Linked DNA regions of Homo sapiens: regions 2 and 3 are each linked to region 1. A link is a loop called in an ENCODE intact Hi-C map of the cell type or tissue named here. Cell type or tissue: Caco-2. All regions are shown on one strand. Region 1 overlaps ELOVL6 (ELOVL fatty acid elongase 6). Region 2 overlaps ELOVL6 (ELOVL fatty acid elongase 6). Region 3 overlaps ELOVL6 (ELOVL fatty acid elongase 6).

Evidence for each region. Hi-C counts contacts between places; a loop is a spot of excess contacts. Peaks named below come from ENCODE experiments on the same cell type or tissue, not always from the same donor. Only the 100,000 strongest peaks of a DNase experiment are listed, where the experiment ranks them.
Region 2: a loop joins it to region 1, with 2.4 times the contacts of the local background. A loop is called at or near these places in 2 of 110 quality-filtered maps.
Region 3: it touches region 1 in a loop (7-fold over the local background); 5 of 110 quality-filtered maps call a loop at or near these places.

The regions. Positions count from the first base shown.
Region 1 is chr4:110,168,463-110,176,462 of GRCh38, reverse strand. The region is part of intron 1 of ELOVL6 (ELOVL fatty acid elongase 6); the gene reads left to right. Among named protein-coding and RNA genes, the nearest start is that of ELOVL6, 26 kb to the left of the region's middle. In Caco-2, no CTCF peak of the experiment used is centred here; DNase peaks (open chromatin) are centred at 3,272 and 4,312.
Region 2 is chr4:110,103,195-110,111,194 of GRCh38, reverse strand. It overlaps ELOVL6 (ELOVL fatty acid elongase 6), which reads left to right. Exons shown (of 4, transcript NM_024090.3): 2 at 5,567-5,698. Among named protein-coding and RNA genes, the nearest start is that of ELOVL6, 91 kb to the left of the region's middle. In Caco-2, no CTCF peak of the experiment used is centred here; no DNase peak of the experiment used is centred here.
Region 3 is chr4:110,045,286-110,053,285 of GRCh38, reverse strand. ELOVL6 (ELOVL fatty acid elongase 6) reads left to right here. Exons shown (of 4, transcript NM_024090.3): 4 at 1,524-7,440. The coding sequence ends at 1,948. Among named protein-coding and RNA genes, the nearest start is that of EGF, 140 kb to the right of the region's middle. RefSeq lists an enhancer at 1,097-2,296. In Caco-2, a CTCF peak has its summit at 3,125 (motif pointing left); no DNase peak of the experiment used is centred here.

The DNA of each region.
Region 1 (8,000 bases):
TGAGGCTAGGCGCAGTGGCTCATGCCTGTAATCTCAGCACTTTGGGAGGCCAAGGTGGGCAGATCACAAAGTCAGGAGTTTGAAACCAGCCTGCCAACATGGTGAAACCCCATCTCTGTTAAAAATACAAAAATTATCCAGGTGTGATGGTATGTGCCTGTAGTCCCAGCTACTTGAGAGGCTGAGGCAGGAGAATCACTTGAACCTGGGAGGTGGAGGTTGCAGTGAGCCAAGATCACGCCACTGCATTCCAGCGTGAGCAACAGAGTGAGACTCCATCTCAAAAAATAAATAAATAAATAAATAAATAAGGTAGAAACATTGATTTATTCATGGTGTTGTTAAATGTAAACTATTGAGTAAATTACTCTTTAATCTCTGAAGATAGAGCTCTAGATACTTTCTTGTTCTTTTTTTTTTTTTTTAACTCACCACTATGCCAATGAGGAGAGCTCTAGATACAAACTTCCTAATGGAAGTGGAAGAATAATGATTTAAACAAGTACAAATGATTAAGAAAGAATAGTTTTACACATTACATGACATGAGATCCTAAAACATGACCCCACATTGAGAAAGCTCTGTGACCATTGATACTGGAATCTATCATTCATCATCAGTTACTCAGCACATAATAAAGATCTCACTTACCCTTCCTATGAAGGCATGACTTAGACTTTATTTGCTGTTACTGTCTCTGTTGGATCATATGATAGTAACATCATAAAGAGGGATGATAGATGTAATGTAACTCTAGGGCTAGACTGCCTGAGTTCTGATCCTTGTTCAGCTTTGTAACCTTGGAGAGGGTAAAAGTCTTCTATAAAGCATAGTTTAATAATAATAAACTAACCTGATAAGAGTTGTTATATTGATTAAATGAGTTAATATATGTAAAGCTTTCACTGATGCTGTATATGTTTTAGTTATGTTGTTATCATTGATGTTACTTACATATGTCAGTATTTAAAATTTTACACACTACATTTACTTTATCTCATAGTCTCCTTCAACCCTATAAAATAGGATTTTTCATCTCCATTTTATAGGTGAGAACATTATATTTATGTCTTTTTTTTTTGAGACAGAGTCTTGCTCTGTTGCCCAGGCTGGAGTGCAGTAGCGCAATGTTGGCTCACTGCAACCTCTCCCTCTGGGGTCAAGCGATTTTCATGTCCCAGCCTCCCGTGTAGCTGGGATTATAAGCGTGCACCACCACGCGTGGCTAATTTTTGTATTTTTTGTAGAGACAGTGTTTCGCCGTGTTGGCTGGCTGGTCTCAAACTCCTAGCCTCAAGTGATCTGCCCGCCTCAGCCTCCCAAAGTATTGCGATTACAGGCATGAGCCACTGTGACTGGCCGATACTTATGTCTTGATTGTATATGAGCCCAACAGTGATTTGATTTTTTTTTTTAGTTTTTTAAATTATAAATTATATTTATAGTATAAACAAATTATAACATACATGGAATTTACACATTCTTAGATTATTTGGTCCGTAAAATTAGATTAAGAAGAAGCGAAAGGAATGATTAGTTAATACATAGGATACTAACAAGTATCCTATGAGTTAATTGCACTCTATAAGAATAATTAGGTTGTTCATTTAGTGCATTATATTCTTGGGATGGTTTTAGGTGCATCTAAATCTAAATATGCCAACTTTGAAGCAAAAGTAAAAATGTAGGTAAAGGTCATGTTATATAGTGTGACAATTTCTTGTGCTTTACATGTATTCTATAGTTGTAGAATTTCCATCTGTGACTAATAGGTCTTATAGCAGAAAAGCAAATTCATTTTAGTGAACGTGTGTTGACATTATAGGAATGTCAACCTAGCACATCAGGAATTCTAAGGTCAATAGAAAACTTGGTAAGTCTAGTCTGATTCAGTAGGGCCACAGGCAAAAAGAGATACCATTTGACCTTTTTAAAAAATGTATGTTCAAAAGTAAAAGCATTCATTATTATGAGAATATATATTTAAAATGCCTGAAGGCCAGGCGCAGTGGCTCACACCTGTAATTTCAGCACTTGGGGAGGCCAAGGCAGGCAGATCACTTGAGGCCGGGGGTTCAAGACCAGCCTGGCCAACATGGTGAAACCCCATCTCTACTGAAAATACAAAAATCAGCCGGGCATATGGTGGGATGGGCCTGTAATCTCAGGTACTCAGGAGGCTGAGGCAGGAGAATCTCTTGAGTTGCGGAGGTGGAGGTTGCAGTGAGCCGAGATTACGCCACTGCAGTCCAGCCTGAACAACAGAGTAAGACTCTGTCTCAAAAAAAAAAAAAAAAAGACTGTCTTTCTTTACATCCTGATATTTTAAAATCTTTTTCTTTCTTTTTAAAAAAAGTTTTTAAATTTCTAATTTTTGTGGGTTAATCTTTTTTAAAATTTACATTGAAAGTCATGCTATTTTTTCTATCCAACGAATATTTATCTTGCTTTTTTATATTTTTATTTTTTTAACTTTTATTTTAGGCTTGAGGGTACATGTGAAGGTTTGTTACATAGGTAAACATGTGTCATGGGGATTTGTTGTACATATTATTTCATCACCCAGGTATTAAGCCTAGTACCCAAAAGTGATCTTTTCTGCTCCTCTCCCTCCTCCCAACCTCCTCCATCAAGTAGACCTCATTGTTGTTTCTTTGTATTCATAAGTTCTTATCATTTAGCTCCCAAGGTAATGCTATTTTATCTTATTTCTTGCCAGAGCATCTAGCAGTAGGACCAATCAGTTGATCGAGGAATTTATTATTATTATTATTATTATTATTATTATTATTTTCCTTTACCTGATTTCTAGTTCTGCAAAAGGCCACCTTTACTTTGCCCTGTTATTAAACAGTCCATGTCACTTGACCTGATCAAGGAATTTTTTACAGTTGAGGAAATTTTGGCAAAATGCAGCCATAGGCTGAGTGACATGGACTGTTTAATAACAGGGCAAAGTAAAGGTGGCCTTTTGCAGAACTAGAATATCAGGTAAAGGAAACCATTCTTATCAGGTCTAATACAATTTTAGATGATAGTCTGAATCTTTCAGAATGTATGAGACCTGGATGTTCTAGGATGAGAATGGCTGGTTGTGGGTATCACTAGTGACATAAACAGAACTTGGAACAGTTATTGCCATCCTGGGACTAGCACTCAGAGAACACATTGGTCTGCTGGGATCACATCTCACCTGCTTCCCATTACTGCCTACTTCTGTGCCTTGACAGCCTGAGTTCATATTTCTCTCTGTTTGTTCTCATGCTTGACTAAGTCACACCCAATAATTTGTTCTGTCTGGGCGGAGAAGCAGGTCATAGGTGCTATTTGAATACACAGATAGGCAGATCAAGTCAGTGGATGAAATAGTACACTATTATGGCAATAAATGGCATGCTTTTTGTCTTTATTACACAAACCTGTGGGTTTACTTAGCACAAGACAAATGGGAAGGTGTCACTGGAACATAAGCATATGAGAATCCACATAGGCATATGCAGTGTGTCTCTCCTTTTGCATTCTTTGTTGTGCTTAGGACTTGAAGACAAGAAGGTTTGGGAGGTCCAGGGAGTATTGTTGGTTTTCCTTTTTCCCCTGCATGTGACACTCAATGAAAAGTCTCCATATTCCAGGGGTATATGTCCATTGTTTCACTGTAACAAGACTTAAAAGCTCTTAGCAGAGTTTACAGTAAAAAACATCAGCAAGAATTTTTAAGTACTTTGGGCTAATGCAGTTATTTATTTTTGTAAGCATATATTTTAAACTAAGTAAAATCAGATCTCAAAAAGACGTTTCTTAAGAAGAAGGGTATTCACTTAACTAAGCAACCAGTGTCAAGTGTGGATGCTATCCTAGAAGGCTCTTCTTTCTCAGTGCCTAATCCATGTACCTGGGATGGATTAGTACTATCTACCTCTAATCCTTGTACTTTGCAGGAGGTCCAGGCAATTCTCATTACTTGCTGTAGTTATGCTTTATAAAGTTGCTGGGGGTACTGAATTAGCAAACACTGAATCATTGCTCCCAGGTGGAATATAAGAATTAAGTTCCTACAAGTGTCTGGTCACAACATTTTCAACAATTGATCAATACATGACTTTCTTTTAAGTGTGCTTCTGTTAAAGACGTCTTTTGTATGTGAGTGGAAAAACTCAAAACTGTTTTTCCTCTGTTCTCACACCACTACCCAAGCAAGCAGTAAATTCTGCAGCAGACATCCACTGGGTGTCCTCCAGTTCAATTTTGACACTATCTGCTTGGAGATAGGGACAGATCCCACAGGTTAAAGTCCCAATCCCCAAGACTACCTGCTCTCCCCAGCCAAGAGTCACATGTCTGGGTCTCTGGAATTTCTGACCTCTGAGTGGCTTCAAGTTGGGATTCTCATGACTTTGGGTTGCACTAATTTGCTAGACAGGCTCAGAGAACTCAGGGAAACACATGTATTAGTTTATTATAAAGGATGTTATAAGTCTGGGCACAGTAGCTCACAACTGAAATCTCAGCACCGTGGGGACCAAGGCTGGAGGATTGCTTGAGCCCAGAAATTCGAGACCAGCCTGGGCAATATAGTGAGACCTTGTCTCTACAAAAAGCTAAAAAATAAGCCAAGTGTGGTGGCATGCACCTGTAGTCCCAGTTACTTGGGAGTCTGAGGTGGGAGGAAAGAGCACAGGAGGCAGAGGCTGCAGTGAGCCAAGATAGTGCTACTGTACTCCAGCCTGGACAACACAGAGAGAGACCCTGTCTCAACCAAAAAAAAAAAAAAAAAAAAAAAAAAGAGGATATTATGCAAGATACAGATGAAAAGATACATAGGGCAATGTATGGGAGAAGAGCTTGGAGCTTCCACGTCCTCCCTACGTGCACCACCCTCCAGTAACCTCCAGGTGCTCAGCTATCTGGAAATTCTCCAAACCCAATCTTGAGCTTCTTATGGAGACTTCATTGTGTAGGTATGATTGACAACCATGCAGAAATGTGATTGGACAAAAAAGGTATGATCTAATACTATTTATTTATTTATTTATTTATTTATTTATTTATTTTTGAGATGGAGTTTCACTCTTGTTGCCCAGGCTGGAGTGCAATGGCGCGATCTTGGCTCACTGCAACCTCTGATTCCCAGGTTCAAGCGATTCTCCTGGCTCAGCCTCCCAAGTAGCTGGGACTACAGGCATCAACCACCACACCCAGCTAATTTTGTATTGTTAGTAGAGATGGGGTTTCACCATGTTGGTCAGGCTGGTCTCAGTTTAAACTGACCTCCGGTGATCTGCCTGCCTTGGCCTCCCAAAGTGCTAGGATTACAGGCATGAGCCACAGCGCCTGGCCAACCTAATACTCATTGACTGAGCGGGAAACCCAGCAAGGCCTGTCTGTTCAGATTCTTCTTGGCCTGTGTGTCACATTCCTTCCTCCAGGGTAAGGGGCAAGATCCCTTCTGAATTGAGGGTCTCAGGACTCAATCAGAAAGGCCTGGGAAGGTTAGAGTTCTGCCTTGGGCTGGGGAAACCAGGGCAAGGGAAGGTCAGAGAGAGAGAGATTCCATTTTTTGAGGCCTTTTTCTGGGCCTAAAGTGCCCCAACATTATAACAAAAGACTTTAACAGGGCTGTGGGAGTTGCGAGCCAGGAGCTGTGGATGAAACCTGTATATATAATATCACACATCTTATTTAATATATTGTTGATTTGTTGACATTGAGCTTGCAGTCAATATCAACTCATGCCTGAACTAAGCTAATCTAACGTGTTTTTCTAAGGCAAATCATAATCTTGTGGTTAAGAACACTCCTCAGCATGTCAGCACTAGAGGCCAATTTAAATAGGGAAATCATGAAAAAGCACAAAAATGTAAGAAAGGTAGGACCAAGTACACTGCAAAAAGGACATTTGTTTAGAGAATGAGAGTCCAAAAAAGAAGCAGAGCATCACTTGGTTTAGCCTCAGCTAGGGATGTGCACATTGGGCAACTTAATTTTTTCACTGCTCTTTGCATGACCACAAATGACTACAAAAGTACTATGAGTATTGATTTGGAGGTTACAAATAAATTTTAGCGAGTATGCTAAATAAGTATGAATTCTTAGTAATGAGGATCAGCTGTATTCTGTTCTAGAAGTAACATGCAAAGTTCAAGCCTTTATCTTGTTTTTTGCATAATTCAAATTTATAATGGCAGCACACAACCTATACTTAGCAGTAAATATATCACAAAATGCTGATAAGGGAACTTTATTTTCATATAGAGAACTTGTCTTTTCAAATTTAAATCATAAAGCATGTTCTTAAGGCTGGAGATTTAAAAAATTTATAAATCTAATAAATATAGAAAACAAAATATAGGCTGGGCTCAGTGGCTCACGCCTATAATCCTAGCACTTTGGGAGGCCAAAGTGGGTGGATCACCTGAGGTTAGGCGTTCGAGGCCAGTCTGGCCAACATGGTAAAACATGGTAAACCCCCATCTCTACTAAAAATACAAAAATTAGCCAGGTGTGGTGTCACACGCCTTTAGTCCCAGCTACTTGGGAGGCTGAAGCAAGAGAATCGCTTGAACCTGGGAGGCAGAGGTTGCAGTGAGCTGAGATCGCACCATTGCACTCAGCCTGGGCAACAAGAGGGAAACTCCATCTCAAAAAAAAAAAAAAAGAAAGAAAGAAAAGAAAACTAAATATAAAATGAATATAAGCATAAATTCATAAAAATAAAAATTTTCTTAAAATTAGATCAAAAATTTTTGTTTCCTAAGGGAGAATCCAGAGAGAACTGGGAAGAAGAGTGGATAATTTCCAAACACCTGTGTGTGCTCACACACACACCGTGAATCCTTCACCATTGTTTTAATATGGAAGATGATTGGAGTGTGTTTTCTAGAAATTCTGAATAATACTTATTTAAAGACTTCTATTGGGCTGGCCAGGCATGGTGGCTCACGCCTGTAATCCCAGCACTTTGGGAGGCTGAGGTGTGTGGATCACCTGAGGTCAGGAGTTACAGGCCAGCCAGCCTGGCCAACATGGTGAAATCCCATCTCTACTAAAAATACAAAAATTAGCTGGGCATGGTGTTAGGCACCTGTAGTCCCAGCTACTAGGGAGGCTAAGGCAGGAGAATCACTTGAACCCAGGAGGTAGAGATTGCAGTGAGCCGAGATCGCACCACTGCACTCCAACCTGGGTGGCAGAGCGAGACTCCGTCTCAAAAAAAAAAAAACAAAACAAAAAACCCCAAAACTCTGTTGGGGTCGGGTGCAGTGGCTCACACCTGTAATTCTAGCACTTTGGGAGGCCAAGGTGGGTGGACCCTGTCTCTACCAAAAATACAAAAATTAGCCAGGTGTGGTGGCATACACCTGCAGTCCCAGCAACTTGGGAGGCTGAGATGGGAGAATTGCTTGAGCCCAAGAGGTCTAGGCTACAGTAAGCCATGATGGTGCCATTGCAAACCAGCCTGGGTGACAGAGTGAGACCCTTTCTCAAAGAAAATAACATTTAAAAAAGACTTACTGGACGTTTAATAAGGATATTATTAACTAATAATCATTGAGCTTACCACGTACCCACTAAAGGCTTCATGAACATTAATTTAATTAACCCTCCATTTTATGAAGTAGGCTTTGTGATTGGGCATGTCTTGGAGATGAGGTTAAGTAACTTGGAAAAGGTGGGACACCTGGTGATTGGCAGAGTGAGGCTTCAAACCCAGGCAGTCTAGGTCCACACTGCCTGTCCACAGAGTCTGGGTCTCTCCTGCTTTGGCTTATGACGTCAGCACCTACTGGGAAAATTACAGAAACCATTTTCAAAGGTGATATTTTGAAAAGCATATGGTGGGGCTCATTTTGTTTAAATGAGCTCTGCACAATGAAAGCACGTGAGAGCAGTTTTTGAAAAAGTTCTGATTGCATCCATTGAATTTGACTTTTTTTTTTTTTCTTTTTTAGACAGTCTTGCTCTGTCGCCCAGGCTGGAGTACAATGGCACGATCTTGGCTC
Region 2 (8,000 bases), 65 kb after region 1:
AGGTGACAAGGGGGGAAAAAGATAAGTTTACAGATGTATACAAGGAATTTCTGTGTCCAATCTGCTTCTAAGAGGGGTATACTTTCCTGGAAAGGGATGTGCAGCCATGTTATTGAATCTCATGGACTAAATGTAACTCTACTTTGCTTATGGCCTACTTCAAGGATAGAAAAACTAAAAACTAGTTCTCACACCTTTTTTAAAAAAATAGATGAGGAGAACCTGTGATCTCTAAATTAGTATCTGGAGGGGGAAGCAAAAAGGTAAAGTGCTTACAACTCAAAGAAGCTTGGAAATCACACCTTAGTTGGTATCCTTGGTCATACACAACAGCTTGGAATAAGAATAAGGAACCTTTACCTTAGTTATGGCTTTGTCTTGCAATTGTAAAGCCACTTTTCATTTGTATCAATTACGGGCATATTTTCATGATTATTCACAAAATTGTTTGTCAGAATTTCTGGGCATATGGTTAATTTACTTACGAATAAAACCTCCTGGCCAGGTGTGGTGGCTTACATCTGTAATCCCAGCACTTTGGGAGGCTGAGGCAGGAGGATTGCTTCAGTCCAGGAGTTGGGGACCAGTCTGGCCAGCATACTGGGATCCCATTTCTGCAAAAAAATTAAAAGAATCAGGCGCACCTGTAGTGCCAGCTACCCAGGAGGCTGAAGTGGGAAGATCGCTTGAGCCCTGGAGGCTGAGGCTGCAGTGAGCCATGATCACACCACTACGCTCCAGCCTAGATGACAGAATGAGACCTTGGCTCAAAAAAAAAAAAAAAAAAAAAAAATCTGCGGAAAAATTTCCATTTTTTTTAACGTAAAAAAAATGCCTATATGAAGTCTTGCAGAATCCTTAAGAATGTGGCAGAATTAAGCCCTGGATAGGACTTCAAGAAACCTCAGGATCCCTCTCAAGAAAATCTTATTTTCTTATCAAATTATAACCACCATAGACATACATTAAATGTCATATTGGCAAAAAGTAGTGTTATTTCCTCTAGTCTCTGGGTCCCTACTTTATTTGTATCCCTAAAATCACTTTCAGAACCATAAGTTGTTTCCTGACTTGAGTCAGCAACTGAACTGCAAGAGGACTCTTAAAAGAGGAGGGGGGTGCACCAGTTGGCATTCTGTCTCAGCGTCAGACTCTTCACCTTAGAACATGAAAACTTTCTCTGCACTAGGTAGATAGGTATCAGCTGAACTGGGCGGTGCCCTTTTCATTTTTTCCCCTCACTGCTTTTTACTTTCCCATCTCCTTGTACCTCACATGTGTACAGTAGCCATAATGAAGGCCATGTAGATACGACATGAAAGAGCCAGGAGGGAGCTCAGGCCAGCTTCCCAAGCTATTCATTAGCAATTATCCTATGTTGAAATACTACCCACATAAACATTTCTTCATTAGCAAATAAACTAGTTTGACTCTTGGGGTATAGAAATCTTGACGTGAATGCTAACGAGACTCAAGCTAAGCACTGGTTTCAGTGAAATCCCACGAGTTTAAAAAAACATGTATTTCAATTTATGCATACTTTTTCAGAAATGTTAATGGGTAAAGCAAGAAATACCAATCATAAGTGAGAACTTGCTCAGCTACTCTGGTAAGAATCAAAAAAGCATGTCCTAGGAATGCTTTGGAACAAGATAGTATGATAGAGAAATTCAGATTTCTAAGGATAGATCCACTATTCATTTTTATTAATTATGGAATAATTTCCATTGTTCATCTTGATGACAGAAATAGAAGGGTAAAAAGGATAAATATAAGCTTGACAGAATTAAAGCACATCAGTATTTCATTTGGGTTGTCTTTATTTGGTTGGTCACCTGGTAATCATAACTCCTGAATCACCACACTGAAAAGTACTTATTAAGTACCTATAATTATGGGTTGTGCTATATGATGCACATTTAAAATTTATTAAACAAGAAGAGTCCATGCTATCTCAAAATGACTGATTATCTAATAATAAAACAGTATAGTGTTACCATTATACCCAAGTATGGAGGCCTGCCAGTATACAAAGTATTACCACAGAACCATTAGGAAAGCAATCTATCCACATTAAAAACTAAGTGGGCTAGTGGCAAACCATTATTCATCTTGAATATAATTGAACTTTACCGGAGAGATGCCAGAAAGGAAAGGCAATTTTAATTCATTTAAATTGTCCTGTTCATTAAAGAAAATCTTACCTTCTTCTAAGCAATATGGAAAACAAATAGTACATTCAACCATAAATGACAACTCAGTTAAAGAGGTAATTATTAATGCTTAGGCAACTTCCACTTATAGCAGATGCTTAGGTTTAATTCCAAACTAACCCCAAGGATTTGAATTTCACTACAGTAAAAGATTTCTGTGCATGCAATGAAAAACTTACTTTGATCACAGCACTCAAACCGATTCCCATTAACTACCTGTGACCCTGATATAGCTTATACAATTATTTTGTGTTTACCTACCTGCTTGACCACAGCCATGACAATGTTGGATAGTCTTGACCAGTGTAGCATGAAGCTGTGTGACTGTGAGTGACTATTGTCATCGGTTCCCTATTCTCTTTTCTGTCGAAGGAGGAAATTGGGCTCCACCTCTAAGGTTCCTTGCTTGCAATTATCAAGTTCTATGATTCTGTACTGACTGACTTCATTGCCTTAGCTGTTGAATTGCTTTGTAAAGAGAGCTCTTGTGGAAAAGTGAATGGCCCTTGCTGGGAAGTGAGCAGTGCATTAGGATTAATTCTCATTTTAGAAGTTAGGAAATTGGAGAAAAAATACATAGGGAAGATTTTTTGTTCTTTTCTTGGTTCTTGAGGCATTACTTTTCCCTTTATGGCTAGAATGATAGGATTGTATGAAGATATTCATTTAACTTGGTTTATGATTGCAAGTAATACAGTTAATACAACCATAATCAGAATCTCAATTATGTTGAATGGGTAAGATAAATAATGGTAATTTTAAGGAAATGTCTTCCATGGTATATGTATAATTAATTTCTGTTCTCAAAGAAGCAAAGAGGGTTTGGATGAAAGCTTCCCAGGCTCAGAAAATATGACAGTAGAAACATGAAGATGGGAAATTCTTCTTCATCTTTTCACAGTTACACAATGTTCTACACATTATGCAATGATTATGTAATTCAACAGGACAGCTTAAGGAATTTTTACAGCTTATAAGATAACACTTCAAGTACCCCTTTTTCTTCTGAAAGTTTACCACAAGAACAGGAAAATCTAGGGCTACTTTACCTCTAAGCCTGTTTATTTATGAAATAAAGATAATACTTTACCTGCACCATGAGGATTAAATGGTAAAGCTTTTTGGCATTATGTCTACCCATAGGAATCACTCTATAAATCATAATGTGATTATTGTCACTTATTACCTTTATAAATTAGAAAAAAAGTATATACTTTTTCAGATTACTATCACCTACATTAACTTGGTAGAACTTTATTTTTCTTTAGTCTTTGCTTATATGTGCATAAACAGAAACAGTGATTGTGACTCTTAAGTAATTTAATTCCATGCCCTTGTAATTTCCAGAGGAGAAATAAAGCAATATATAATTTATGGCCAAAAGTACTTTCTTCCTGAAATGTCCAATAGTTAAAGTTTCCACAAAATTGTTTCACTGAAGTATAGAAATAATCAATGTCTTTCTGGGGGAAGAAAATGTATCATAATATTTTTCTGAATATTTGACTCTTTAGTTATTAATGTATTACGGGGAAAGTACAACTTTCTGTTAGTGTTTGCTGCCTGTTTACTGTACACAGATGCCTGATTATTTTCCCCATCAGAAAATTTGATAGGACAAGACCACGTTCATTCAACAGATATTTATTAAGCACCTACTGTGTTCCAGGTCTTGTGGGCCCAAGAGAAGAGTCTGTAAACCTCAGTGAAAGTGATTTATTCAACATTTACTTATGGGTTGATTTCTGGAATCATTGCTTTATTTGGTGGTATTCACTAAGTAGGTCACTTGCATTCATTTACATAGGAAAGCTGCTTGTGTAAATAGCAAGGTCCCTTATGAGTCAGCATTACATGTCAGCATAAAGGGAGAAAACACGAAGCATTTTACAAATAATACTCTTTAGGTGAACACATTTTGCTTTTGATATTATGTTTTGTAACTTATTTCTCAACCCTTTCCTTATTGATCTAATTGAATAGGGAAGACCCATTTTAAGAGAAACATTGCTTTCTCAGGAAACATGCTCAACTGTTTTAAATTATTTATAAGGTTTCTGTTGCTTTCAGTCGAATCATAGTTCTATTATAGAAGTTTGTGGATTTTTGCTTTTGAATTTATCTTTTGGCATTATCAGTACTGTTGTCAGAGGCATTTGTACCAGAGTGACTTTATCTTGAATAGGGGCTAAGTAAAATGAGGCTGAGACCTACTGGGCTGCATTCCCAGGAGGTAAGGAATTCTTAGTCACAGGATGACATAGGAGGTTGGCACAAGATACGGGTCACAAAGACCCTGCTGATAAAACAGGATATAGTTAAGAAGCTGGCCAAAACCCACCCAAACCAAGATGGTAACACAAGTGACCTCTGATCATCCTCACTGCTTATTATATGCTAATTATAATGCATTAGCATGCTAAAAGACACTCCCACCAACACCATGACAGTTCACAAATGCCATGGTACAGTATACAGTCTAAAAAGGGAAGGAACCCTCAGTTCTGTTCCTGGGGAAATCCCCGCCCCTTTCCCCGGAGCACTCATGAATAATCTACCCCTCGTTTAGCATGTAATTAAAAAACCCATAAAAGTAGCCAGCCAGCAGTCCTCAGGGCTGCCTATGGAATAACCATTCTTTTATTCTTTTGCCTTTTGAGATGGAGTCTCAAAAATCTCAGCTCATTGCAACCTCTGCCTTCTGGTTTCAAGCAATTCTGCCTCAGCCTCCCAAGTAGCTAAGATTACAGGTGCCCACCACCATGCCTGGCTAAATTTTGTATTTTTAACAGAGAGGGAGTTTTACCATGTTGGCCAGTCTGGTCTCAAACTCCTGGCCTAAAGTGATCCACCCACCTCTGCCTCCCAAAGTGCTGGGATAACAGGTGTGAGCCACCACACCCACCCAAGATAAAATTTTAAATGGCTATCTTGTTCCAAGACACAACCTTGTCACCAAATAGTTCCAATAAAAACACTTCTTTTTAAAATTCATGTATGTATCTAAATTGGCTCAACAAACTCTAAAGAATAAAATTATTTCTCTCAGTGAAAAGACTACTTTTTGTACTTCAATGCTATGTTGTTGAAATTTCAGTCCTAGAGCCTACAAAGGAAATATATCTATCCTGACATGATACTTAATATGTTGGTTAAACTACTGGAAGACCTGATTTGTCAAGGGAGATTTCAACAGAACACTAGTTTGCCGTGTAGACTAGACTCCCTCTTCAGTGAAGCAGGAATATTCTCAAGAATATTTTTTCAGTGCTTACAAAGAGGAGAACTGGTACAAAATTTGGTGTTTCCTAATGACTAAAAATATCTTAAAGATTTTGTTTGCTTGTTTGCAGGAAGAAATCTTTCCTGTTTTCTGCTCTGTATGCTGCCTTTATATTCGGTGGTCGGCACCTAATGAATAAACGAGCAAAGTTTGAACTGAGGAAGCCATTAGTGCTCTGGTCTCTGACCCTTGCAGTCTTCAGGTAGGTTTTTTTCATTTTTCTAATAAAACGTATCCATTTTATCACTTGCTGAAAGAATGCAATGATTGAGCATTTGATTTTAAATCTGATATTTTTGATTATTGAATATGATGAGGACATAAAATAAAGTCATGTTCAGAAAGAAAGCCTTCACTGCCACCATTTGCCATGATGTATTCAACCTTATATATTTTGAGAGGTGTCAGGCCATCTCTTGTCCTGTCCAAATTGGTCATGCAGTAATCTGATTGATCTGTTAGGATGAGAAGCAGTACAGCAATTCATTATTGTTATTGGCTAAATATAGATGAAAGGTTAAATGGGAAGGCACACAAGTAACCTGTTGAAGTCTATTGGAGAACAGGGTTCAAATACCCTGGGTGTGCTGTTCCTAACACTTAATCAAAAGATGACACTTAGACATAGACCAGACACTGGACATCTGTGTCAGTATTGCTAGACCAGAGAATGCTTTTGCTCTGCATCTTCAAAAGCACCCTCCACCCTCATTCCCCGAACTGACTTGCAGACATGTGTTTATGTAGCCAGCTCTGGCTTTGTAAATGTGAAAGAACTCAACACAGAGACTGTCAGGACAAGGCCTGTTCTCTCAGGGCATCTGTCAGCTGGTGTGCAGACTCATTCCTCCAGAAGCTTTCAGGAGCATTTCCAGTCTTGTATTATTTTGTGATCTAGGCAATCACAAGACTAATTAGCACCCAGCTGGTGTCCAAGCAAGTGCCAGGATTTACCTAGAGTGCTAACAAAGGCACCTGTTCTATTTGTGTTTTGCTTGTCAAAACCAGCAAGTTCATAACTAGGCTTGGGGAGGAACGGGAGCGGAGTAAATGTAGATATACTATGAAACACAAAACTATTAATTTTCATATTTATAAATATTCATTTGTATTTTTTCATATATTAACTGTTCTAAGCAGAAATGGATGTTATCATTAAAGCTTCATTAGTTACTTAAAGCTTATTAAAAATGACTGAGGAAGAGTATTTCCATTAAACTCTTATGATCTGTGTTTTTCCATAATGTTGGATCCCTCCATCTAAAACACCCACTTACTCACCACTACTGAATATACTTTTTATTTCAGTGCAATTTCTAAAGCCCTAGGTTTGAAGTACTCATGATTTGGATCTGTCACTAAAATCTCCTTCCAGTTCAATCTGTATCAGATCATGATTCTCTATAATATAAAGAAGGCTTTTCATTTTTATTTACATTTAAGGTTGACAGAGTATGCCTCACCTGAAGTATTTTGATATTTGTGGGGAATTTATCTCTATCCTAATGAAGCCTTTCACCATTTTACTGATTTTTCAATATTCCCTGCACCTTTATCTTTTGTTATTTTAAATTTTAACACTTGTAAGCGGAGAAAAAAAGTACAATGACTCCCCTGCAACCCCTACCTTGGTTAAACAATTGTCAACACTTGGCTGATTTTACTTCGTTTAATCTTGCTCACCTTGTTTCTCATCCCCAAATTATTTGGAACTATTAATAATAGAGGCTGAAATAATTCTTATTGAAATCATACCATGGCTAAAGGTTAAGTACTCTTTAAAAGCAAACACAGTATTATGATCTCACCTAAATTAATAATTTGTTCTTATTAAATTTCAAATTTCTTCAGTTGTCTCATAAATGATTCCTGTTTTACAGTTTAAGAACCTAGATCAAAATGAGATCTTTACACTTCCATTAACTGATATCTTTTGGCTTATAGATTTCCTCTTTTTCCTTATGATTCATCCTTTGAAGAAACCAGATAGTTTACCCCATAGAGCTTCCTCTGGCCTGGATTTTGCTTGATTGCATTTTTCTGTACCTTCTATTTCTTATAAGTTGTAGTTAGATCTAGAAGGTTTATTACATTCAGGTGTAATATTTGAAGAGGCTTTCTATAAGAAGAAACTTGCCTTTATCAACTATTCGGTTATCTTGAAGTATATACAGTTATTATAGCAAAGATTAGGATAAATGCTTGATTCTTTGTCTATATTCATCAGGTTTTTTTTTTAAGTTAGTTAGCATGTAAACAATAAGATTTGTTTTCTTAAGAATCATTATAAACTTATGGATATGTACTTTTTCATATGCCAGTGATTTTGAGATATGATTTTGATGTGTTTTAAGTCCATTGCTATTCCTTTTGATGGTGATAGTTTGATTTTTTTTTCTTTAATTACAAGATACCAGGCCAGGCATGTTGTATATTTCTTGTCCAGAACTGGAATCAGCCATTTCTCCAAAGAGCCTGTATTAGTTCGTTTTCATGCTGCTGAT
Region 3 (8,000 bases), 120 kb after region 1:
TTTTTCTTTGTTTTGTTTTGTTTTGTTGCGCTTAATTAAATTTCAGAAGAAGAAGAAGAACCAGGGCCGGGTTCTCAGGGCGGTGGCTCACGCCTATAGTCCCAGCACTTTAGGAGGCCGAGGCTGGTGGATAGCTTGAGCTCAGGAGTTCAAGACCTCATCTCTACTAAAAAAGTTTTTTTAAATTAGCTGGGCATGGTGGCACATGCCTGCAGTCTCAGCTATTCCTTAGGCTGCAGTGGGAGGATCACTTGAGCCCAGGAGATCAAGTTTTCAGTGAGCTGCGATGGCACGTAGGTGACAGGGCAAGACCCTGTCTCAAAAACAAACAAAAAATTAAAAGAACCTTCTAGCTTTTGTTTTTTACACAAAAAGAAGCCAGGTTTGAGTTCACCAAAGGTCATGAAGGATGTCGATTTTTCCCATGTCTCATAACCATAGAGATAGGAAGGAGAAAGACGCATTCACCTGCATTAGCCTGTTTCTGTCACACATCCTAGCGTAACTTCCCTTATTTTCTTACTCGCTAATGTAATTGGGTATATTTTTCACTGGGCTTGCTCTTCATCCAATTTTACATAAATGTTCTACAGTCTATTTTCAGAGCCCTGAAACTTTTCAGTGAAGCATTGCAGATACATAGCATCTACCCACCTCAGCATAATTCTAGCTTTCATAATATAAATTCCCTGCCTCAGAAGCTATGGTCTTTTCCTTCAAAGGGATATTGTTAGACAAAATTTTGATAGATCCTGGAAATCTTTTCAGTTAATTCTGTAAAATGAAAACTGTTATTTTCAATTGCTCCTCACTTGATTCACTGGTATAAAATATTCCTATTACCCTTGTCAGCAAATGTGTATAGAAGAGGATTTTTGTCCCCCTTTTTCTGTCTTTTGTTTAGGTTTTACTTTTCTCACTGCCATTTGGCAAGGCTGTGTAATTTAGGGAGCTCACAAAGATATATGTTTGAGGGGTACCTTTTATCATGTACCAAAGAAAAATTATGGTTTTACTACTCTAGAGAAGCCTTAGAACATTTTGCTGGGCACTTGACTTCCAGTCTGTTTCCTTTGATTGATAAATGATCTAAGACAAGTCACCAGTCCCCTCCAGGTGGTATTTCCTAAAATGTATAGTTGAGTTGGGAGTTGGCAACATAGTTGTTAATGTCCCTTCCAGATCAATGATGGATAAGATTTTGTGTGAAATACCTTGAAAGAAACATTTGCTGCTTGCCTCCTGTGTGTGAAGAGAGCCATGCTGATTATCCTACTTAATCCTCAGGTGATTCCATGCTACTCTTTTAAATTATCACCATTTATATAGATGAGGAAACTAGAAATAGTGAGGATAACTAACTTGTCCAGGGTCACAGAGCTAGTAAGTACCAGTTCAGGGTTCTAATCCAGTCTATGTAACTCTCCAGTCCTAGCTCAGGATGTCTACCCTCTTACAAAACTGTAAGTCATCGTTACTGGTGGTCAAGGATCTCACGTACCTTCTTCCTCTTTGTCTTCCAGGAGATACAATATTCATTATTCTGAGGAAGCAGAAGCTGATCTTCCTGCACTGGTATCACCACATCACTGTGCTCCTGTACTCTTGGTACTCCTACAAAGACATGGTTGCCGGGGGAGGTTGGTTCATGACTATGAACTATGGCGTGCACGCCGTGATGTACTCTTACTATGCCTTGCGGGCGGCAGGTTTCCGAGTCTCCCGGAAGTTTGCCATGTTCATCACCTTGTCCCAGATCACTCAGATGCTGATGGGCTGTGTGGTTAACTACCTGGTCTTCTGCTGGATGCAGCATGACCAGTGTCACTCTCACTTTCAGAACATCTTCTGGTCCTCACTCATGTACCTCAGCTACCTTGTGCTCTTCTGCCATTTCTTCTTTGAGGCCTACATCGGCAAAATGAGGAAAACAACGAAAGCTGAATAGTGTTGGAACTGAGGAGGAAGCCATAGCTCAGGGTCATCAAGAAAAATAATAGACAAAAGAAAATGGCACAAGGAATCACACGTGGTGCAGCTAAAACAAAACAAAACATGAGCAAACACAAAACCCAAGGCAGCTTAGGGATAATTAGGTTGATTTAACCCAGTAAGTTTATGATCCTTTTAGGGTGAGGACTCACTGAGTGCACCTCCATCTCCAAGCACTGCTGCTGGAAGACCCCATTCCCTCTTTATCTATCAACTCTAGGACAAGGGAGAACAAAAGCAAGCCAGAAGCAGAGGAGACTAATCAAAGGCAAACAAAGGCTATTAACACATAGGAAAAAATGTATTTACTAAGTGTCACATTTCTCTAAGATGAAAGATTTTTACTCTAGAAACTGTGCGAGCACAACACACACAATCCTTTCTAACTTTATGGACACTAAACTGGAGCCAATAGAAAAGACAAAAATGAAAGAGACACAGGGTGTATATCTAGAACGATAATGCTTTTGCAGAAACTAAAGCCTTTTTAAGAAATGCCAGCTGCTGTAGACCCCATGAGAAAAGATGTCTTAATCATCCTTATGAAAACAGATGTAAACAACTATATTTCAACTAACTTCATCTTCACTGCATAGCCTCAGGCTAGTGAGTTTGCCAAAACCAAAGGGGGTGAATACTTCCCCAAGATTCTTCCTGGGAGGATGGAAACAGTGCAGCCCAGGTCCCATGGGGGCAGCTCCATCCCAGAGCATTTCTGATAGTTGAACTGTAATTTCTACTCTTAAGTGAGATATGAAGCATTATCCTTTTGTTCAGTTGCCCCGGGCTTTTGAACAGAAGAGTAAATACAGAATTGAAAAAGATAAACACTCAACCAAACAATGTGAAAACGGGTTCTGTAGTATTTGTAAAAAGGCCCGGCCCAGGACCACTGTGAGCTGGAAAAGGGAGAAAGGCAGTGGGAAAAGAGGTGAGCCGAAGATCAATTCGACAGACAGATGGTGTGTATGCCCCTCCCTGTTTGACTTCACACACACTCATAACTTTCCAAATGAAACCCCACAGTATAGCGCATATTTTCGATATTTTTGTGAATTCCAAAAGGAAATCACAGGGCTGTTCGAAATATTGGGGGAACACTGTGTTTCTGCATCATCTGCATTTGCTCCCCAAGCAATGTAGAGGTGTTTAAAGGGCCCTCTGCTGGCTGAGTGGCAATACTACAACAAACTTCAAGGCAAGTTTGGCTGAAAACAGTTGACAACAAAGGGCCCCCATACACTTATCCCTCAAATTTTAAGTGATATGAAATACTTGTCATGTCTTTGGCCAAATCAGAAGATATTCATCCTGCTTCAAGTCAGCTTCAGAAATGTTTTAAAAGGGACTTTAGCTCTGGAACTCAAAATCAATTTATTAAGAGCCATATTCTTTAAAAAAAAAAAGCTGGATAATATTCTCTGTAATATTTCAGTCCTTTACAAGCCAAATACATGTGTCAATGTTTCTAGTATTTCAAAGAAGCAATTATGTAAAGTTGTTCAATGTGACATAATAGTATTATAATTGGTTAAGTAGCTTAATGATTAGGCAAACTAGATGAAAAGATTAGGGGCTTCCACACTGCATAGATTACACGCACATAGCCACGCATACACACACAGACACACAGATGTGGGGTACACTGAACTTCAAAGCCCAAATGAATAGAAACACATTTTCTGGCTAGCAGAAAAAAACAAAACAAAACTGTTGTTTCTCTTTCTTGCTTTGAGAGTGTACAGTAAAAGGGATTTTTTCGAATTATTTTTATATTATTTTAGCTTTAATTGTGCTGTCGTTCATGAAACAGAGCTGCTCTGCTTTTCTGTCAGAGATGGCAAGGGCTTTTTCAGCATCTCGTTTATGTGTGGAATTTAAAAAGAATAAAGTTTTATTCCATTCTGTGTGAATGGTTTGAGCAGTGAACAAAGAATCCATGCAAACCAAGTCATGACTGGAAGAAATGGGGAGTGGGGGACAGTGCAGGGGAGGAAAGCTGTTACATCTATGTTAAATGATTGTGAGCAGTCTATAATGTCTTGATGTTGGTTCATAGGTGAGACACAACTGATGGAGGAATGTATTATAAATTATGCAAAATCTGACATGAGCTGAAAAGACAGGTCCTTTTATAAGAGCTAATAGATGCTTAGGATGCAAATGTTATTTTGAGCTTCGCAAATACATGATACCGTGCAATAAGCCTTTTTTCCTTATAACAGAAAATGAGAATAATTAAAATGAGGAGAAGGCCACATAACAGTTGACTTGAATTTAATTGAAGGACCCATTGGAGGCTCATCTGGTTGATTTAATTATTTAATTGAGTGATTTATTGCAGATCTCTTAATGCAGGTTAGAAACGGAAGTGAGCATAAACCTTAAAAAGACTCTAAATGATGCTTCCAAAGCACTTTCATTTTGGTATTAGGTTCATGTTTGTTTGTCTTTACTTGTAAAATAATTTGGAATTTTTGTTTACAGGGTGAATGTCTTAATAGTTTTAAAATTAGCTAAATATATCTAAAGGCATTTCCAATGTTTATCATGGGAGGAAAAAAGCCACATTTTTTTTAAAACAAAACAAAACAAAACAAAATTTTGGTAATATAGGTTCAATACACTGTTTTTAACATCTCAGCTTAGCCGCTTTAATCATATCAAGATATGAGGCTGGATCACTGGCCCATGACAAATCTGAAACCTACCAGAGAATTGACTGCTGCATAGATAATCCTGCTGCCAGTTAACATTCCAGAAAAACTTGGGCAGGCAAGTTTTTATAGCTGCCCCACTATGCTGCAATAGAGTATCTTTCTATTGAAGATTTTCCACTGCATCCCGATCCTACTATGGTGAAAGCATTGTTCTTGGGCTAAAAAAAAATCCTTTATTTCATACACACATGATTTCATACACTAGGTCTGAGCATCAAGCCAAGTCCATGAGTTTGCAATGAAGTTCTAGTGAGAAATGCTCTATTCATAAAGCAGGGGGTTTACGTGGACCTTCTAGTGTTGCTTATGGGAAAAGAGTAACTACCATATTACATCTAACGCAAGGCCAAAGTACCAAATTAAAACCATGGATTGAGGTGGTTATTCGAAGTCACTTACTCCCATCCTTCTAATTATGCTCCACTACAAAAGTAAGGGGAGAAGAGGGAATACTTTACATGTACATTGCTAGAGGGAAAAGAAAGGCTTGATTATATCCCCTCGCTTCTCCACCTCTCTGCTCATGTAAAGAAACTGATGAGAAAAGAGACTAATATGTCTAGACTGAGTTAGAAACTTCATATGAGTGGGTTTTGTAGAATTGATGGGAAAGACAGTGGGAACCTAGAAGAACAGAAAGAGACCCACAGAATGTCTTTCTTTTTTTTTTTTTTTTTTTTTTTGAGGTGGATTCTTGCTGTTGTTGCCCAGGCTGGAGTGCAGTGGCGCGATCTAGACTCACTGCAACCTCCGCCTCCCAGGTTCCAGCAATTCTCCTGCCTCAGCCTCCCAAATAGCTGAGGTTACAGGCGCCCGCCACCACACCCAGCTAATTTTTGTATTTTTAGTAGAGACAGGGTTTCACCATGTTGGCCAGGCTGGTCTCGAGCTCCTGACCTCAGGGGATCCACCCGCCTTGGTCTCCCAAAGTGCTGGGATTATAGGCGTGAGCCACCGTGCCTGGCCCAGAATGTTTTTTTAAATCAGATGTAGCATCTTCATAAGGTAAAGCCTGTCACATCAGAGTAACAAAGCTCCTGGAGTACAGTGATGCTAGAGTAGAATGTTCCAGAAGTCTGGCCATAGCCCCAGCTTCTGAATTACCTGGGAGAGACAAGATGCTCAGGTTACTATTTTTTCTTTATTCTGATAGTACAGCCTCTACTCAGAGACCACGGTGTGTGTCACACAACCGAGGCAGCTAGGGCATATTCTGAGGGCTTTTTTTTTTTTTTGGTTTCCTTAATGATTCTTTAACAGAGTAACTGGATTGGCCAAGGTCTGATTCAAGAGGCTGTGAGGAGAGTAGAGAACAAATAGACTTTGCCTCTCAGAGTTCAGAGCTTTAAGTTGTATAAGCATGGTCCATGTCCACCTCTTGTAGACACTTATTCCTTAAAAGTTTCCATCATGAAAAATAATATCATGTCAAAATTTTATAAGCACCCAGAATGTCCCAGTAGTCAAATGTAGTGTCTTTCTCCAGTCTCTGTTTTCGATAATAAATACCTTGCTCTCAATTTAGGATGATCGTAAAGCCTATGTTCATGCTGTGAGTCATTGTCTCCCACAGCTTTTGAAACATCGTTCTTTGTCTTTTCTATACAACACCTGATTCTTTGTGCCTCAGACTCATTGCTATCAGGAAGAGACTTTGCCAAGATCCACCACCACATTTGGCCAGTAGTGTATACACATTAAAGTGAGAGCTGATGAAATCACAATGCTCTATTTTGTTCCGACAATCAGTATGAAGGGGTAGGTCCCAGTTTGCCAATGAGCAACAGCCTCTGTATGCTGGTGTCCAAGACTTACACAAAACAAGTGTCAGTGCAGTCACAGCATTTTCTTGAATGCTGTTGTGACAGACTCCAGTTATAAACATCTGCGAGCCATATGGCACAACTCATAGCTAAAGAGGCCGGTACAGGGCACATGCACAGAGCTTTGAAGAACATACACAAACCTGTTGAATCAAGTTACTTTCCTCATCCTCAGAGACTTTGACAATTCAGAGCTCACAGATGGCAGGGGGAATTCTCAGGCTTCCCTTCCTCCTGATTGACACTTTTTAAAGGAAGTGATGTGGAAGTTGTTCTAGAAGTTAGATGGACAGTGGGAGCACATTCGTGAGTGGGGCTTGGGAGAGCTCAAAAGTGGCACTTTGATTTTAGGCTGGGCAGGCAGAAGTCTCACAGTAAAATATATTTCACTAGACGTCCAAACCAACACTGCATTGTAGTAACCTCTTCTGAAGTAACTGGTTAAATTAATAACTGGTCCCATAAGTCAGGGTCAAGCCACATTTATAACCCATTCGGGCCGGCCATGAAGGGTTCTGACTCGACATTGGTATTTAAATGCTGTTACTTTCCCAATGCTTAGTAGCACTTGAGACTTTATTTCCATCGACAAAAACTAAGAAGGCCACAGAAGTAGCCTAACAGTCCTCCCTGGTCATACTCGTTTCAAACAGGTCTGCCTGTCTAGACATATTCAGGCAGGAGGTTGCTTGCTGCTATCTTGAAAACCACTGGAAGATTCAGCTTCTTGGGGACCTCAGAGCCCATATTCATATGGAAGCCCACCCATATAAGCCTCACAGAGCAAATCACAGCAATGTTGAAGTTGTTATTTTCAAGTGCTTATTTCACGACATTAAAAAAAATATTTTTTCCTGGTGTATTAAAATTAAAAATAAAATCATAACTTTTGATTTAAAATCAAACTGTGTTTCTGTTTTCTCTTACTCTGGGCAATTTAAATGGGACATCTAGGACACTGAGGGTTCCTCAAATACTCAGAAATGCCATTTCCACACTTGACACCCATAGGCTTGGGGCACAGAGATGAGTCACTAAAACTCCTCGCTTTCTAGTAGAGCCCAAAGATGCTGTAGCCCTCAACTACTACTGACTAAATGTCCATAAGATGTCCAGCCCTTCAGTAATGCCTTTCATTGATAGATTGATAGAGCATCTTACAATTCATATGCTTTCTACCTCTGTTGGTTCACCAGAGCAATTTTTTTGGGGGGTGGGGGGGATAGAGTCTTGCTCTGTCCCCCAGGCTGGAGTGCAGCAGCAAGATCTTGGCTTACTGCAACTTCTGCCTCCTGTGTTCAAGCAATTCTTCTGCCTCAGCCTCCTGAGTAGCTGGGATTACAGGGGCGCACCACCACGCCTGGCTTTTTGTATTTTTAGTAGAGACTGGGTTTCACCATGTTGGTCAGGCTGGTCTCGAACCCCTGACCTCATGATCCGCCTGCCTCGGCCTCCCAAAATGCTG